Regions from separate parts of the Mus musculus genome. Here region 1 is linked to region 2. The links are chromatin loops, found by intact Hi-C in ENCODE. Cell type or tissue: left cerebral cortex. All regions are shown on one strand. Links, peaks and the distances in the headings refer to the core of each region. The heading gives the core; the rest is flanking DNA. Region 1 overlaps Runx2 (runt related transcription factor 2). Region 2 has its middle 42 kb from the start of Runx2os3.

Region 1 (8,335 bases), core at 301-8,300, 93 kb before region 2:
CATTATGTATTGTAGAGGATCTAAAGGAAGGATGGGATGGGAAGAGTCACTTGGAAAAATCCTGCCTTTGAAGCATGAGGATGTGGGTTCAGATCTTAAGCACCCAAAGAAAAGTCAGCTGGGGGGTGGGGGGATACAAACCGGTGGATCCCTCCGCCAACCCAGCCGAATTGATAAGCTCCCTGTTTAGAGAGAGACTCTGTCTCAAAAACATAAGGTGATTGAAAAAGACACTGAAAATCTCTGGGCTCTGCTTGTAAACATGCATATACATACACACTGACACACACACTCACACACACATACCCTGATACACACTGACACACACACACTGACACACACACACTGACACACACACACACTGACACACACACACATACATACACTGACACACACTGACACACACATACATACACTGACACACACACCCCTACACTGACACACACACACATACACGAGAGAAAGGAGGGGAAGGGAAAGGAGACAAACACAAGAGACACACAAGAGAGAGACAAGACACACAACACACACAACACAAGAGAGTTCATTTTCTTAATATGTTCTTCCAAGTTAACAAAATAATGTTTTAAAGTAAACCTTATTATAAAAAACTTTGCAAATAAGTAAAAACCTCACATACCAAGATTAACCAGAGCCAGGGTCTATACAACCCAGTGAGCTTTTATACAGTGAGAATTGGCGTTCAGAATGGAAGCTGTGAATTAGGTTTTACACTTTTATTATTGGATCTATTTTATGCACTTATCTACCATCAAAAATACCAAACCAACCAACCAGACAGACAAACACCCAGGATAGAGTTCGACTTAGAAAAACAACCAGCTTTGTATTCTCTCTTCTAACTCATGTGCATTATCTGCATCTGCCCTTCCTGCTCCCCTGTATATTTACCTTGTCCTGTTTCTCCATGTTTCCTGTAGCCATGTGCACATTTGTTTCCATATATACATATATTATTGGCCATATCCCACTTGTGAGAGACTGAAAATGCAGTTTCTTTTTTGAGATCATGTGATCTTACTTAATAATATGCATCTCATCCATTTTCTTGCAAATTTTAAATTTCACTTTTTAGAGCTAAGTAGTATTCCATTATGTAATATATAAAAATGTGTGTGTATGTATATATATTATTCTATATATGTTAAGTAGTATTCCTATATATATTAAATGTGATATCTATATCTATCTACATTTCATATATATCCGATTTTCATTATCCAGTCACTTGTGGAGGGACAACTAAGGTTGATTCCAGCTCTCTCCTCTAGTGAATAAGGCAACAATTAACACGGAGTATAGCAAGATATGGAATTCTCTGGGTATACACCAAGGGGAGAGAAAAGTAGTTGGGTCATATGGTTGTTCTGTTTTTAGGAGTTTTGTTTTGCTTGTTTTTTAAAGAAGCCTCCAAACTGATTTCCACTATGGCTATGTTAATCTGCTCTTTTTAAAATTACGAAGTAAAAATATCTATCTAAAAACAACATTAATGCCAATGTCCATGTTTTCATTTAAATGGCTTGGTAGTATTTATGGACACAAATATCCCAGGTATGCATGATAAGGAAGTAGTACAGATTTATACACCATGGGAGGTGGGCGTTCTGCTCGTGGTCATGAGTTCTTCAGTTGGTGCTTGCTTTCCTTGCTCTGGGAACCCTGTGTGGGGTAGCCACAGTCAAACTTAGCCGAGAGCCCCAAGTTTGTGACCATCCACAGGAAGCATCCACATCCGGAGGAACAGGACAGGCTATGTAGAAACCAACTGTGCATGCATACAAAGGTTCCTTGTCGTCCCACCTTAGCACAGTAGCCCTGCTGAGTCTCATCAGGTGCCCTTCCCACCACCACTTTCTGTCTTATCAGGTGGCAGAGGAGAGGGGAAGGGGATGGAGAGGGGAGATGTTGGGTCTGTGACCGGAGGACACTTTGGAGTCCCTGTTGTCCCTGACCCTCATGGACTCATAGACTCTTGTGTCTTAACTGTCAAAATTATCTATGTTTCATTCTCTTTAGCTCTTCTTTCCTTTCCTCTTCTTCCAGTTTTAGCTATGGAAGGTGGGGTCTTTTTGCAAGCTAGGCAAGTGCTTGTACCGTGGCGCTACATCCCAGCCCCATTAATGATGATCAATGACTCTGAAATGCTGGCTGTTCATACAAGTGCAGATGTTCAGAGAGATTCAAGTTTACTCCCCCATTACCTTACTGACTCCAAAGAAACCCCATGACTTTAATGGCAGTGATGCCGCAGGCTCTTGGGCAGGGACAAGTGTACCAGCTGTGTGGAAGGGCACACGTCTGCTCTGCTTCTCCCCACTTCCCTGTTCATCTCTTCCCCAAGGTCTTGCCAGTGCTCACTGGCTCTTAGGTAGAGTGGGTGTCAGGAAGGAAGGGACAGGATGCTAATAAAACAGGGACATCTGTTTCTTAGTGGCAGATGTTGCTGGATGGGTGCTCTGAAGTCTGAGGTCAGGTGACTTGCTGAGGGCTGAGAACATCTTTGTGCCCATTAAAAAGAGCATTTAGCACGGACTTAGGTGTGCAGTGTACTCAACCTACACTTTAGATTTCATGTCAACATTGCTTAATGCATCTTTTTCTACAGTATTTGACTTTTGTTGTTAAGACATCTTCCTATGTAGCCAACCTAAGCTGGCCTCAAATTCACTATGTTGTCTCCTCTGGACCTAATCGCATAGTGATCTGTATGCCTCAGCCTCTGGAGTCCTGAGACAACAGACCTGAGCCACCTGCACTTTTGTTTTGTTTTGTTTTTTTGTTTTGTTTTGTTTTTTAAAAAAGGGAAGTCTTTATTAATTCCATTTATATGTAAATCGCATGACTATGGGGTGAGTTTGTATGCATTATATTATATCTGCACAGGTGCCCTTAAGGCCAGGGTGTATCTGATCCCCTTGGACTGGAGTTACAGCGAATGCTTTAACTGCTGAGCCATCTCCCCAGCTCCCCCGGCGCTCCTGATGCCTGTGCTGTGTCTGTGTTGTGGCCCCCGGGCCCTGTCACTGAGATGCCTTGCTGATGATGCTTACGTTCATTCATTTACTTGCTTTGTTTTTTTTTTTTTTTCCTCCAACCGCCCACATATTTTTCGCATTCGAAGCCCTTACAGTTGCATCGGGTTCTGGGAGGGATGTAAGAGGAAAGTAAATCCTCCGTCTTGCAAAGCTGACTCTAGTTGGAGCGAGCAGACCAAGAAACAGCTAATAATAATAAGTCAGCCCAGTCTCCAGCAAGGGCTCAGACCAGTGGCGTAGGAAATGAGCGCTGTTGGAAGGGAACTGAAATAGGAGGCTATTATGTAAGCAGGCAGTTGGAATGAGGCAGCCAAAGCGTTGAAGCGGAAGAAGCCTGCGCACTACCAGAAGACAGCAGCCCCGAGTAGGTCTTGTGTGGTCTGTGTTCCCAGGAAGGATGTCTCACGCTAATAATAATAATAAAAAAAAGTTCATGAGCTTTATTTGAGATTTGCCGTGTAGCCAGACCTAACATAGCGCTGAAGTTAACGCCTCGCTGCCAGATCTGCTGGCTTTTCGTGCTGAGCAGTGATGTCCTCACAGGCAAGCATGGGCTCTGGGTGTGCCAGTGTAGGTTCAGCTAGACTCAAGGCTCTGCATTTCTTCAGCCCCTGCCTCCTCCTGCTGGGTCATTCTACTAAGTATTTGGTGGGGAAGCTAACCGTGCCCAGTTCCCCAGCCGGTGCCCTTTACAGACAAGTACTTCCTCCATTATCCTTACATTCCAGGTTCCTTTTGTTATAAAGACCTCCTTGCCTGTGGTCAGGCAACCATTGTTTAGTAAAGGTATCCTAAATGATAACGGTGTCTTAAAGATAGGGCAGATTAAAGATAGGGCTTGGAAATGCAGATTATTAGCAGTGGGCTGGAGCTCACAAGGTAGTCTAGCATGCCTGAGATTGTAGGTTCCATCCCCTGTAGTCCAAAAAGGGGAGAGGGACCAGAGAGATGGTTCCATGCTAATCCTTTCTGCCTTTATGGGTACCCATACATGTATAGAATATACAGACACACACAGACACACAGTCACACACACACACACACACACACACACACACACACACACAGAGAGAGAGAGAGAGGAATAAATTAAATACCTTTTTATTAAAAAAGAAAGAAAGTCTGATTATTCCCATTAGCAAGCTCTGATGAGAGATCTATGCCTTCAACAGCTGTCTTTAATTGGGAGACAGACATGATTCAGGGTAAGTAGCAGTGAATGAAAGACCTACGGTAAGGATTGGAAGCTTGAAGAGCCAGAGGCTCACTTGTATCCCCCTTGCCTGGGCTCACATACTTCCCCCCTTCTCTGAAGACTCCCAGAAACCCGACTAGGTAGAGAGTCTGTCTGGCCCCTTTCCTCTTACAGACCTTGCAGGGAGAGAGGCAGAGTGTCCTTACTTTTAACATTGGCTTTGTTTTAATTTGGACCTCACGGGCATTTTATTAATGTATTCTTCCCAGTATGTCTCAGAGCTCGAGAGGCGGCTGCTGCTGCTGCTACTACTGCTTCCCGAGCAAGGCTCTTTCAGTTCTTCCTTATGGCAGCTACATTTGTTTGCAAGCTGTCCAGCTGTGGCTGGGACTGGAGACTGCAGCTTTGGAATGAAGCACATCTGTAGGAAGCCAGGAGAACGGAGCTCTTGACCTTGACCCCTTGACCCCGACCCCCATCCTTCTTGTACCCTGAGCAACTGAAACTGGTTGCTAACTGTTTTATCAGATTAGATCGACAGTGTCGCCAAAGTGGAGGTTAAGAGGGTTCCCCCAAACTAGTAATTATCACTGGGGTGACACTGAGATACCAAAAGAGTCTACGTAAGTCCTTTCCATTTAGACAGATCTAGTGAGAAGAATGGGAGGAGGATGTGGTGAGTTCAATCATATTCTGAGGGTAAAGGATAATGCAGACTGCCTGTCCTCTCCTAGAAACCAAAGGGTGGCTGCATACTGGCTCTACCTCCTTCACTGTGTGCATGGCTCTCCTCTGGGCTTCAGCCTCCCTAGTTGTCAAATGTAGATTAGATGACAGTCCATTAGAATCTCCCATCAGTGCCTGACCAGCAGAGGGAGGTCCATGGGAAATCAGGGGACATAGCAGAAAGCGTGATAAGTACACAGTTTTGTGGTAGTCATTTTTAATTTATCCAAAAATTCACCAAAGTGTCACAGTCCTCTCCCTGTCATGGTTTTTCAAATTTACTGTACAGCGTCACTCTTGTCTCCATGTTGAGTCAAACTAGCATCCTCTTGGGGTTTCACTAACTCCCGCCAGCCCCCAGGCACAGCCAGATGCCATTTTGAAACTTTGATTTTGTTTTGAGATAGGGATCTTAGCCCAGAAGCCCCAACTAGCCTGGAGCTCACCATGTCTTAGAGGTTGGTCTTGAAGATGCCATAGTCCTATCTTAATCCCCTTGGTCCTGGGATTACAGGTCATGTCCTCCCATAACAGGTTAATTTTAAAAGCATTAGAACCAGAAGATCTCACGTGGATGGTTGAACCCTCTATTTCCTGGCAGCTTCCATTTTTTCAGCACAGTTTAACGTACCTTGTACGGGGACAAGATCATCCATGGGCAACAGCAAAGAGAATGGCCTTGGCTTGACTTATTCAGTAGCTAGGAGCTTTAGGATGGCTTTGGGTTGCCCTGAGATTACAGGCTTGTCTTTGGAGCTGGGTATGGGTGTGGGTGAGGTTGGGGTGGATTTGCATATACAAATTAGACAGAGGCATATTTGCATATACAAATTAGATGGAGGTACTTTTGCATATACAAAGTAGATAGAGGTGCATTTGCATATACAAAGTAGATGGCATACAAGCACCTCTAGAACTCTCCTGGGGTTTTATCTTATGGGTATTTTTTTTTAACAAGTCGGATTGACATTTTCCATAGACAATTCAGTATCGGTTCTTTTTTTTTTTTTTTTTTTTTAAAGTGTTGTGGCTGTAACAGAAAGGAATAGTGTCATTGTCAATAACATCCAAACAGGAGGAGGTCTGACACACTGCAGCTTTTTTACAGCCCGATTACAGGTTCACATGAAGACCCGTTCAGGGAGAGAAAACGTAGCTGCATTTCGCTCTTCTGAAACAATGATTATAAACAAACAGGTTTCTATTAGGATCCACCCCCCACCTGCCCACCACACATGACAATCTCTCATTATTTCTTTGTGCCTAAATACACTGCAGTCTACTTCAGAAATAATGCTCGTTAGCCTAAAATGACTGAGCAAATTCCAGAAAATGCGGATGTCCATCGATTACAAAAGTCTCTTATAATCCCTTTCAGATCTACTTTAGTTCAGTCATTTAAGAAGTTGATCCTCAACACATCACAGTCTCAAATGACTGGAAGTGACACGTATCCCCTTGTTTCCATTGAGATAAACGAACCCAACCAGAGCTCTTTCACTGAAAAATGACCATCAGTTTGTGTTAGGTAACGTTTCTCAACCCCAAAGCTATAACGATCTTGGCATATTCCGCTGAGTAATCAAAACATCAGCAAAATGTAGCAGCTAAAACAGAGGTGTGTGGTAAGAAGTACAAAGCCATATCAGAGTTTACTAGCAGGGTCCTCTCATAAAGACTTTTAATGAGATTTCTGCATCAAAATAAGTGAAACCATATGGAATGTTAATTATTCTTAAAACATAGTTTTAAGGGAAAATAAATACACGTTAGAAGCCTTAAAAAAAAAAAAAGCAACGTGTCTATCTGTGTGTGAAGTCTGTGCTTCCTGGAAGGGTGAATGTTGATGTTCCAAGTGTGACTTCTTTCCGTTTTAAATTACCCCGGCTATTCTGGCTTTCTTCACACGCCCTGGGTATTGAACTTAATGCACATGGAAGGGGCCTGCCTATATCTATTAGGTCACCTAGATGCTGTGGGGCAAGAGGGCTGCTGAGGACCACCTGTGGCCTCTGCTTGGGGTCTTGTTTGAGGCAGCCTATAAACACAGGGAAGGGAGGTGGGTACTCTCATCTGCTCCTATGTCTGAGTCTGCCACTGTCTCATTATTATTTCCACCTTCTAAAACTTGAGCTTGTCAGAATTTCATTTAGGGGGATGGGACGGGTGAGGGAGAGGCCAGTCAAGGAAGGAAAGGGGGTTTATAAGAAGCAGACTACAGAGTGCCTGGCTGCATGCGTTTTAGTCTGTCATCTTGAAAGTGTTTGCTTCTGGTGTTGGAGGCGGCTCATTTGCTGTCCACCTTCTGCAAATGGGCCTGGGGATCCTGGGAAGGCACTAGTGAGGGATGGGACCCCCCCACCCCCACCACCCCCAAGGCCCTTGTTTCTCCTCCTGCCTTGGAATTAATGATGTAGACCAGATGCCAGTCCTAGAGCTGGAAGGGAACTTAGAGTTCGTCCCCTCATTTTCCAGATGATGACACTGCCACCTCTGACTTCTGCCTCTGGCCTTCCTCTCTCAGTAAGAAGAGCCAGGCAGGTGAGACTTTTCACAATTGCTGGGCTGGGCTGGGCTGGGCTGGGCTGGGCTGGGCGGGGCAGGGCTGGGCTGGGCTGGGCAGGGCTGGGCAGGGCTGGGCTGGGCTGGGCAGGGCAGGGCTGGGCAGGGCTGGGCTGGGCTGGGCTGGGCTGGACTGTCTTATGGCTACTGTCTTCTGGTTTGTGAGACAGAAGGTTTTATTAACTCTTACATTGCTTTTAAGCAGTCACTGTGTATGACAAATGCATTTCACACACTGAAATCCCAGCGTACGGTGAAGATCACAAGCAATGTGCATTTTAACAAACACTACCACCCTCTGACAGACCCTTTGAAGACACATAGCGAGCTGTGTTGAGTACAAATCAGGCCGAGGGACAATTATGGTCTTCAAGATTTGCCCAGCATTTTCTCTTACAGCTAAAACCTGTAGCAAAGGCAGACGGAAGACTCCAAGCCAATCAGCGAGGGGGACTTTAGAAGACACCACAAACTTAGCACGGAAATAGTGATGTACCAAAAGGGCTTGTTGTAATTCTGCCGACTCTAGAAAATTATAGCGAACCCCAAGATCACAGCTTATGAGTTTTATCCATTTCAGAAAACTAGTTTCTACGGGCAAAGTCTCTAGCCACTCTTTCGGGAGTTAGACAGCAGAAGTAGCTCCCAAGGAGCCGCTGATAGCTTGTGGAAGTGCTAGTGGAGCAGCCATCTCTGCCTCTAATCTTTGAAGGCTCCAGAGCTCACACTGCAGGGACAGGGACCCAGCAGGGAGCATCTCCCAGCTCAGTCTCCCCTAGGCATCAGCCCTTAA
Region 2 (8,335 bases), core at 85-8,084:
TGATGGTGGTGATGGTTGTGGTGGTGGTGTGGTGGTGGTATATGCACACATATCCAGATTTCTGGATACTGGAATCCAAGATCAAGTTCTACAAGGACCAGAAGTCAATCTTGGGTGTTGTTCCACAGGCATCAAATCGTCCATCTTGTGTTTCTAAACAAAGTCTCTCATTGGCCTGGAGCTTGCTGGCTCTAGGGACTCTGCCTGTGTCTGCCTTCCCAGCTCTGGGAGTACAAGTGTACACCACCATGCCTGGTGTTTTATGGGTGTTTTTAGAGGTTCAAACCCAGGTCCTCAGGCTTGCTTTAAGGGTTAGGCCATCTCCTGAGCCCTTTCTTTTCCTCTTTTAAATGACAAGAAATGATTGGTCCGTGCTGTCCCTCTGAAAACACTGCTGGTTTATTCTTTTCTGCCTGAATGCTTCTCTCTTTCTTGGTTCCGTATCTTTGAAGTAGGTCTCAAGGGCAACAGATTGTGACTGGCGTATGCTGGTAGATAGCATCTCTCTGTGCACCCTTCCCTTAGGATTTTGGCTTGGTTATGGTAAGATGACAAAGAGACAGGGGAAGACAAATATTTCAAGTAGCCAGAGAGGCCCTGTCAGTCAACATAGGAGAGAGCCGAGCCTACAGGTAGAGATACTTGGAAGCAGGCAAGAAGACAGACATTCGGGTGGGGCTGAGAGCCACCGAGAGGAGTAAATAGATTTTGGGACCATTGCCAGGGAGGTTGAATTCATCTGTTAGAGGAATTGTAGCAAAATAGCATAGACAGGGTGACTTGACAACAGATTTATTTTCTCAGAGCTGGGGATGCTGGGATCTCAGATCAAGTTGTTGGCAGGGTCAATCTCTCCCGAGGCCTTTCTCTCTGGCTTGGGGAAGCCGCCTCTGGCCAGGCTCCCAAAGCTGTTTTCCTTTGTGTAGGCATTTCTAGTGACTCTCAGTCTACAAGGACATCAGTCATTCTTAATGAGGATTCAACCCTGATGACCCTGGTCACCCCACTTAACCTCCATTTCTTCTAAAGACAGTCATGTGGCAGGGCATGGGGAGAGACCTTAGCATGTGGGCTAAGTAGGAGACTTAATTCAGGGTACAGTAAATTTCAAACGTACCCTCTGCCCCCAACTGGGTGCTTCTTGAAAAGAAAAATAAAAGTCTTAAATTGCTTTCGAGTGTGTTTATTTTCAGTTAGCTGCATGATTTGATCCTTTTTATTGTTGGTTTTCATATGTGTGTTTGTGTGTGGGGTCCTCAGGTATCCCAGATTAAGCTCAAACTTGCTATGTAGCTAGAGATGACTCTTCTCTTGAAGTCTGAAACCTGCTACCTTTTCTTGAGTGCTGGGATTGTAGGCGTGCGCTAGCCAGTCTGGTTTTTGCTCTGTAAGGGATCTCACTAAGGGCTTCATAGGAAACTGACAAACGTGTTGCTAACTGAGCCCCTTCCCAGCTGGTAGTTATTCTTTAGACAGCACTGTGTCAAGTTTTGGCCATGGGCGCGGGGGTTTGTGTGAGTTATATATGAATTTAGGTAACTGTCACCCAATTCTCGAAGATGTAGTGTGGTCTGGATAGACTGGAAGCAGCACTATTTAATCTCTCACTTGTAATTCAAATGTGAACGGCACCCCCATGAAGAGATGGGGCAGACTGGCAAGATGGCTCACCAGGCAAAGCAGTTGTTACTAAGCCTGAAGAGCCAAGGTCAATTGACAGAACTCACATTGGAAAAGGAGAGACAACGGACTTCTTCAAGTTATTCTCTGACCGCTGCATGCCAGCGGTCATGGATCCCCCCAACACAAATAAATACATGCAATTATATAAGTGTAAGTCTAGGTAGAGTTTTGTAGTTTAGAAATCTAGGGTCAGACAACCCTGATACTTTATAGGTATGGGTTTTTTTCTAGTTGTGTGTAGACTTAAATTTGCCACTCAGAAAAATTGCGACAGGCTCCATATGACCAGTTTTGGTTTTGAGCATTTCCCAAATAAAACCTGTCATTTAACAACTGGAACTATCAATAGATGTTTGAAATTATAAACCACAATCTGGATGCAGATCGAGGTGGAGGTGGAGGTTTATGGGTAGAGGTAGGGTCCACTGTTCAGAGTAACTCCTCTAGTCACTCTGGGAGTTGTGACAGAGGTGAAGGATGACTTTTGTCTATCCTAGGGGAGGCCACAAGGACTGTAAGCTCCTTGCGCCAAGCTGCAAAGCCATGGTGAATGTTCGCCACATGAAGCAGCTCAAGATGGGATCCTAAAGGATTGGTGGCTTTACTTCTTCAACGAGAGACTGTGAAGACAGAGATCGGTGCCTGCCGCTTCTTTTGTACCAGGGGAGGGCATGGCTGTTGCTGATGGGCTTGCCTGTGACACTGTGTCATCTTGAAGTGGTTATTTATGGATCTAGCCTCAGATCGTGTCTTGGATACAGAACAGATACAGGAGAGAGAGAGAGAGAGAGAGAGAGAGAGAGAGAGAGAGAGAGAGAACGAGGGGTGGGGTGGAGAGGTAGAGAGAGGTGAGGTGGGGTGAATATCTAAGAGATATTCTCGTGCTGGGAGTAAGTAGGTGGAGATACATATCTCTTATTTATTTTTACAAGGACAGTTTCCAAGCTCATCAAATTACTGTAGCCATCCATGCTGTAGCCATGCTAATTCTATGCCTATTCCCACAGGAGCATGGTAGTGAGAGGTGGGTCCAATTTTACAAAACATCACGGGAGTCTGTAGACATTTCTCTGGTATAGGCCTAGACTTTCAAAAAAAGGGGGGGCACTATTATTATTTGCAATCTACCTATCTATGATGGTTCTTTATAGGTCAAATGATTTAAATCTGGGCCTTTAAAGCTCTGCCTGATTTATTTGCGCAAGGAAATCATGTTTTCTTTGGAGCTTTTCAATGAAGGCATAATTACAGAGTTGCAAATACCATGCTCTATTTAAGGATCTGTCAGCATTTCCATAATAAACCTCTATTTTCAGGAGACTTGAACACTGCCAGCAAGACACAGACACTTGGGCAGGGACACAGAGAGAAAGGCAAGCCTTCTAAAACATATACGCTTGGTGGTCTCATCCGGGGACTCCATTTTGATCCAACTCTTTGTGTGTGTTTGTGGCTGCAGCACATTCTTCCTTGCTCCTGTGGTGGTGCCAGTGATGTGCCTGGCATCACTGTCCTCTGCCCAGCAGGATTCAGCTGGAAAGCAGGCTTGGGTGGTAACTGGACGCTGCAGCGCTCTGGGTGGCTGGCCAGCTCCCTTTCCAGACCCCAGCCAATTGCCAAGTTGCACTTCAGCCTAAAGAAGAGAAAAGAGGCAGGGGTGGGCGTGGGGTGGGGAGGGCCCTTGCTACTGCTGACTTTCCTTCTCCAACCCTCTCTGGTTAACTTGTGCATATGATAACTTGGATCTTGAAGGATAATGTATTAATAGCAACATTAAGTATGGTTTGAGTGTCTGGTATGTGCCCAGCACTTTCCAAATATTGAATTTGTAAACCTTATAATGATCGTGTAGAACTTGTTATCCCTGGTGTTCAGATGATGAAAATAGGCAGAAGAGGAGGGGGGCACTGTGGAAGAGGCACAGGCTTGCGCATATGCACGTGCACACAACAGAGCATCTAGCGGCAGGAGGTGGGAACCACCAACCAGGAGAAAAAGCCTCGTGATCAGTCACCTCCTGAGGCATGGTTTCATGGGTTAGCAGGATTCTGGCTGAGGTTTACTATTTTATTTATTTATTTAGCCAAGTGACAAGTCTATATTCTGTATTTCACATGAGTTATGCCTTTCTCAGCCATACCCCAGCAAAAAGTGAGGGTTTGTTGTTGTTGTTGTTGTTTTTAAGGCTGAAGATGAGGCGAGAGGTTATATAACTAAGAGGTGGCAGGCTTCTTGCATCTGGAATCCTGGTTCCTGACCATTCTGCTTTATGGCTTCCCAGGAGCCAGTCTCCCTCCTTTTGGGAGCTACAATATGAATGGAGACAGAAAGTTGAGACTTGGGACCTTTCTGCCCTACGTGGGAGAGCCTGTCTCCAAATTGCCCATGGCTCCTCTCCAGGAGTTTGTACGCTGACATTTTGCAGAAGGGGAACAGGTAATAGACACACTCTGGCACAGGAGCTTCAGGGACAGGGATGGAGGGGAGACCACCCTCCCTACTGTGTTCACAGCCAGCTCTGGGGAAACTGTTTTGTAAACTCTGCTTCCCTTGTGGGTGGTGCGATTGAATTCTTCTCTCTTAACTTTTCTGGGACTGGTTTTGAGTTGCTAGTTCCAGCTGAAGCTGGAAGTGGTAACATAGTCCAGCAAAAAAAAAAAAAAAGAGGTTGAAGAATTTTTTTTTTTAAACTAAGAAAGCATTCTTCCTGTTGGAGAGATGGTTCAGCAGTTAAAAGCCCACACCGCTCTTTCAGAGGGCAGGGGTTCAGTTCCAAGAATCCACACATGGCTGCTCACAGCTGTTTGTAACTCCATTTCCAGAGGGATCTGGTGCCTCTGGCCTTCCCAGGCATCTATACCTGTGTACATGCATGCACACGCATGCACACACAGGGACACACATATACACAAAGAAACTATCTTGTGGTGGCTACAGAGTAGTTTGGAAGGTGAAGTGCTTGTCTTACAAGCATGAGGGTCAGAGTTCAGTGCCCAGAACCCTCATAAAACACAGGGTGGTGCAGGCTAACCGTCCCAGCACTTGGGAAGAAGAGTAAGGCTCCCTGGCCAGTCAGCCTAGCCTAAGCAGTGAACAGAAGGTTCCAGAAATACTCACAAAACCAAATGAAATAAAGTAGATGGGAAGCCAAGAGGAATGACACCTGGGATAGTATCCTCCATAGATACAGGCACATGTGTGCATGCACACAGACACACATGTATGCACTGGCACACAGATGGATAAGCCTAGGCACCTATACATATAGCCAAAACAAAACAAAACAAAACAAAAACACCAGAAAAGGAAAGCATCAAATATTTCCATTTTTCTGAAGCACAATCCAGTGCCCAGGGGTCACAGGCCCTCAGCACTGGGAGGGATCCCCTGACTGTCAGAGATTAGAGTACCCTCAACTTCAGATATGTTTCAGAGTCTGTCTAGTCTGCCTTTACTCAGCAGTACCTGCTAAGAAGTCTGTGTTGGGCACTGTTCTCATGGGAAGTCTGAAGTGTTGAAGGAGTGTGTGTGTGTATGTGTGTGTGTGTGTGTCTTTCCATGTTAGCAGAGCTTTCTTCTATGGGACATCACCACAGTAGTATGTAGGCATGAAGTTTTTGAAACCTACTTGTAATAAGGGTTCAACCTCCCCTCTTATAGAGGAAGCAGAAAAGAAAAGTTATTAGGATGTGGGGGAAGTGGACCTGTTCAGCAATAGTTCTTTGGGGCAAGCTCCATCTTCATTCTCAGCAGTTCAGTCCTGTAGCAAACACTAAATATGACTCAGCAGCTGCAGACCAGACCTCTAGGCAGGCAGATACTACACATGAACTATCAACTCCAGTCCAGTCCTCTCAGGAGGCAGACAACAGACATGAACCAGCAGCTGCAGTCCAGTCCTTTCGGTAGGCACATCCCAGACACAAGTGCCAACTGGCCTGAGGTGAGGCCAGAGAAGTGGCAAGAATCTCAAGAACCTCACGAGCAGTTCTTGGGCGAATTTCTCTCAATGGCATCGTCACCACAAGTTGAACTCAACAATACTGTGTAAGGCGAACCAATACATGCTTGTCGTTAGCAAAGAATAGCGTGGCGGAGCAAACCAAACCAATGCTCACTGCTGTCTCCCATTGTCAGTGGGTCAAGTTTATCCTCCTTCATCACAGGTCCTTTCACGTGTTTGCTATATCAAAACATCCTTTCACCCATATCTGCTTCATGAAAACATCCTTTCCCATGTCTGCTTAATAAGGTGTCCTCTCACCTGTGTGTCCCAGAAAAACATCACTTGAGATGACTAACTTTCCAAAGAACCCGGAAGTTTCCACTTCAGACTTCCTCCTGGGAATAGGAAACAGAGTGGCCGGTATTTGGAGTGCATGCTGTGCAAGGCTTCAATCAGCCACCGTTGACAGCATCTGCCACATGCTGGACCCTGAACTAGGAGCTGGGCATTCAGCGAAATACCAGAAAATGTGGTTCCCTAGCCTCCTAGCACTGAAAACTGGAGTCAAGGATGGAGAAATAGACAGGTCATCACACTCACAAATTGGATTCTTATGAATTATAGCCATGCTCTTTAGAGGAAAATACAGTGTCCTATGAGAACAGAGAAATTAGATATGTGCATCTAATTTCTGGGTATCTAGCTGCAAGCTAAAGGATGCCTAACCACCAATGGCTTATATAAACCGATGACTGCACACAACCAGAAATCTAAAAGTAAACATTTGCAGCATTAGACCAGTAAGGCCATCACATTTCTAGGCGTTGTCTTAAACTACTCCCTGCCATCTTTAACCCGTAGACTTTTCACTGGTTGGCTGGTAACAATTTACATGGTCATGGTTGTGCAGAATGGTGACATATGCATGCATGTGTGCCTGCACAAACGTGCACACATGTCTGCACACACACACACACACACACACACACACACACACACACACACACACACACACACACATCCACCACAGCCATGAGCATGAATCCCGGGTTTTCCACCAGTCCAGTAAGGAATATAGTTTCTCAGGTGAAGGGACCTGAGGACACCGGAGGACGCGTTATTGATTGCCCTTTACTGTTGGTCCTTAGCTCGCTCCCCATTGCTGGTTCTGCTAGGATGAAGCTGAAGCTCTCTGTCCTTTCCTCACGGCTACCTCTGGAGCTCAAAGCCATCCATCCGCTGGGAAAGCAGACCATCCAGGTAGAAAGCTTGCTGGCCGCTTGCTGGCCAGAGCAAAGCCAGGACTGCCTGTGGAGCCCACACAGTCCTTACTTGCCATGGTGTGAAGAGAAGTATAAATAGATAGAGTGGTATTTATGGAGAGATAGATAGCCTTCTTCCTAAAGAGCTTTGGAAAGATTGAACGCAAGTGTCTTTGAGTAACTCTCCAACCCTGACTCAGGGTGGTGTGTTTAACACCTGGAATAAATAAACGAACATTGGATATCATGGGATCTCATGATACTCAGAGGCTGCCTGCCCCTCCCCCTGTGCATTCTGCTAACCATAAGTGAAACTGTAGGTTCCGTCGCAGAGATCTCAGCATGCAGGGCCTGTCACAGCATTCTTGGGTCCTTGATGTGAATTATCCACCCTCCTGGCTACCTTTCTTTTCCCTTCTTAGATCTGGGCTCTAAAGTTCTCTGTGGCTTGTAGCTAGCTGGGCTTGTTGAATGCACAGGCAAGCCTGCTGCCTTGGTACTGTCCTGTTTTCGTCAGGGAGCCCAAGATCCACCAGCATATAGCCCTGCCTCTTTGCTGTATGCCAATGGAAACCAGGGTCATGCACCATGAGCTGGGGACATGTGAAGCCAATGGCATTTGCCAGAAGTCCCAGGGCTTTATGAGCCCTTCTCTGAAGCTTGCCTGCTCCCAGTGGAAAATTTTTGTTTTCTGTTTTTTTATTTTTTTTTACAAAAGAATCTTTGGGTGACCTCCACAGCACCTGCTGCCCAGCAGAGATTTGACCTGTGGGGCTGCTTCTGGGATGACAGGCAAAGGGAGAGATATGTGGCAAGCAACATGGCTGCAGGTTCAAAAGGCCAGAAAACAGGGTGCTGGCTCCAGTATGCAGGCTGGAACACAGATGTGCGCTCTTTCTTTCTCGTAGTAAATATATCCCTGTAAGGTTAGGCACGGATCCCTTATTTTCATAGCTTCAAATATCCCGAATAGGATATTCTTTTCTTATGTGAAAAATGTTTTATAGACTTAAAAACCTACCATCATATTCATTTTCAGCATAAATTTAAAACTTCAAAGTAGCCCAATTGGGTTTAAGCAACATCTGTATCTGTTGTTATCCTATATCCTAGGAGGTCTTTCCAACTTATGGCATGTAGCCTATGTGTGTCCCAGGGTAGCTATGGATGTGACCCAACACATTTGTAGATGATAAGGTCATGTGCCAATGACAGAGGAAGAACACCCCTGCTAGAGTGGATGCATTATCAAGTGGGTATCTTTCCGGGTCAACTTTTGGAAAATGTCATCAAGACAAGGAACAAGCTTCAAACGTGGATGGGTGTGGAGAGTTTAACGCAGACAAGGAAGCCATTAAGGTGGGAAAGTCTAGGCAGTGAGTCTGTGGGAGCTGAGGCGAGTTAAGTTCAGAAGAATGAGCCTTTGTGAGTGCCTTTGTGTGTG

The links. Peaks named below come from ENCODE experiments on the same cell type or tissue, not always from the same donor. Only the 100,000 strongest peaks of a DNase experiment are listed, where the experiment ranks them.
Region 1: it touches region 2 in a loop (2.3-fold over the local background); 2 of 42 quality-filtered maps call a loop at or near these places.

The regions. Positions count from the first base shown.
Region 1 is chr17:44,609,214-44,617,548 of GRCm38, reverse strand. Runx2 (runt related transcription factor 2) reads left to right here. Exons shown (of 7, transcript NM_001145920.2): 6 at 7,456-7,521. Among named protein-coding and RNA genes, the nearest start is that of Runx2os3, 51 kb to the right of the region's middle. In left cerebral cortex, for the core only: no CTCF peak of the experiment used is centred there; DNase peaks (open chromatin) are centred at 3,313 and 4,542; H3K4me3 peaks cover 699 bases; H3K27ac peaks cover 2,476 bases.
Region 2 is chr17:44,515,586-44,523,920 of GRCm38, reverse strand. It overlaps a transcript of Runx2 not described here. Among named protein-coding and RNA genes, the nearest start is that of Runx2os3, 42 kb to the left of the region's middle. In left cerebral cortex, for the core only: a CTCF peak has its summit at 3,632; DNase peaks (open chromatin) are centred at 3,048, 3,608, 3,951, 4,217 and 4 more places; H3K27ac peaks cover 1,907 bases.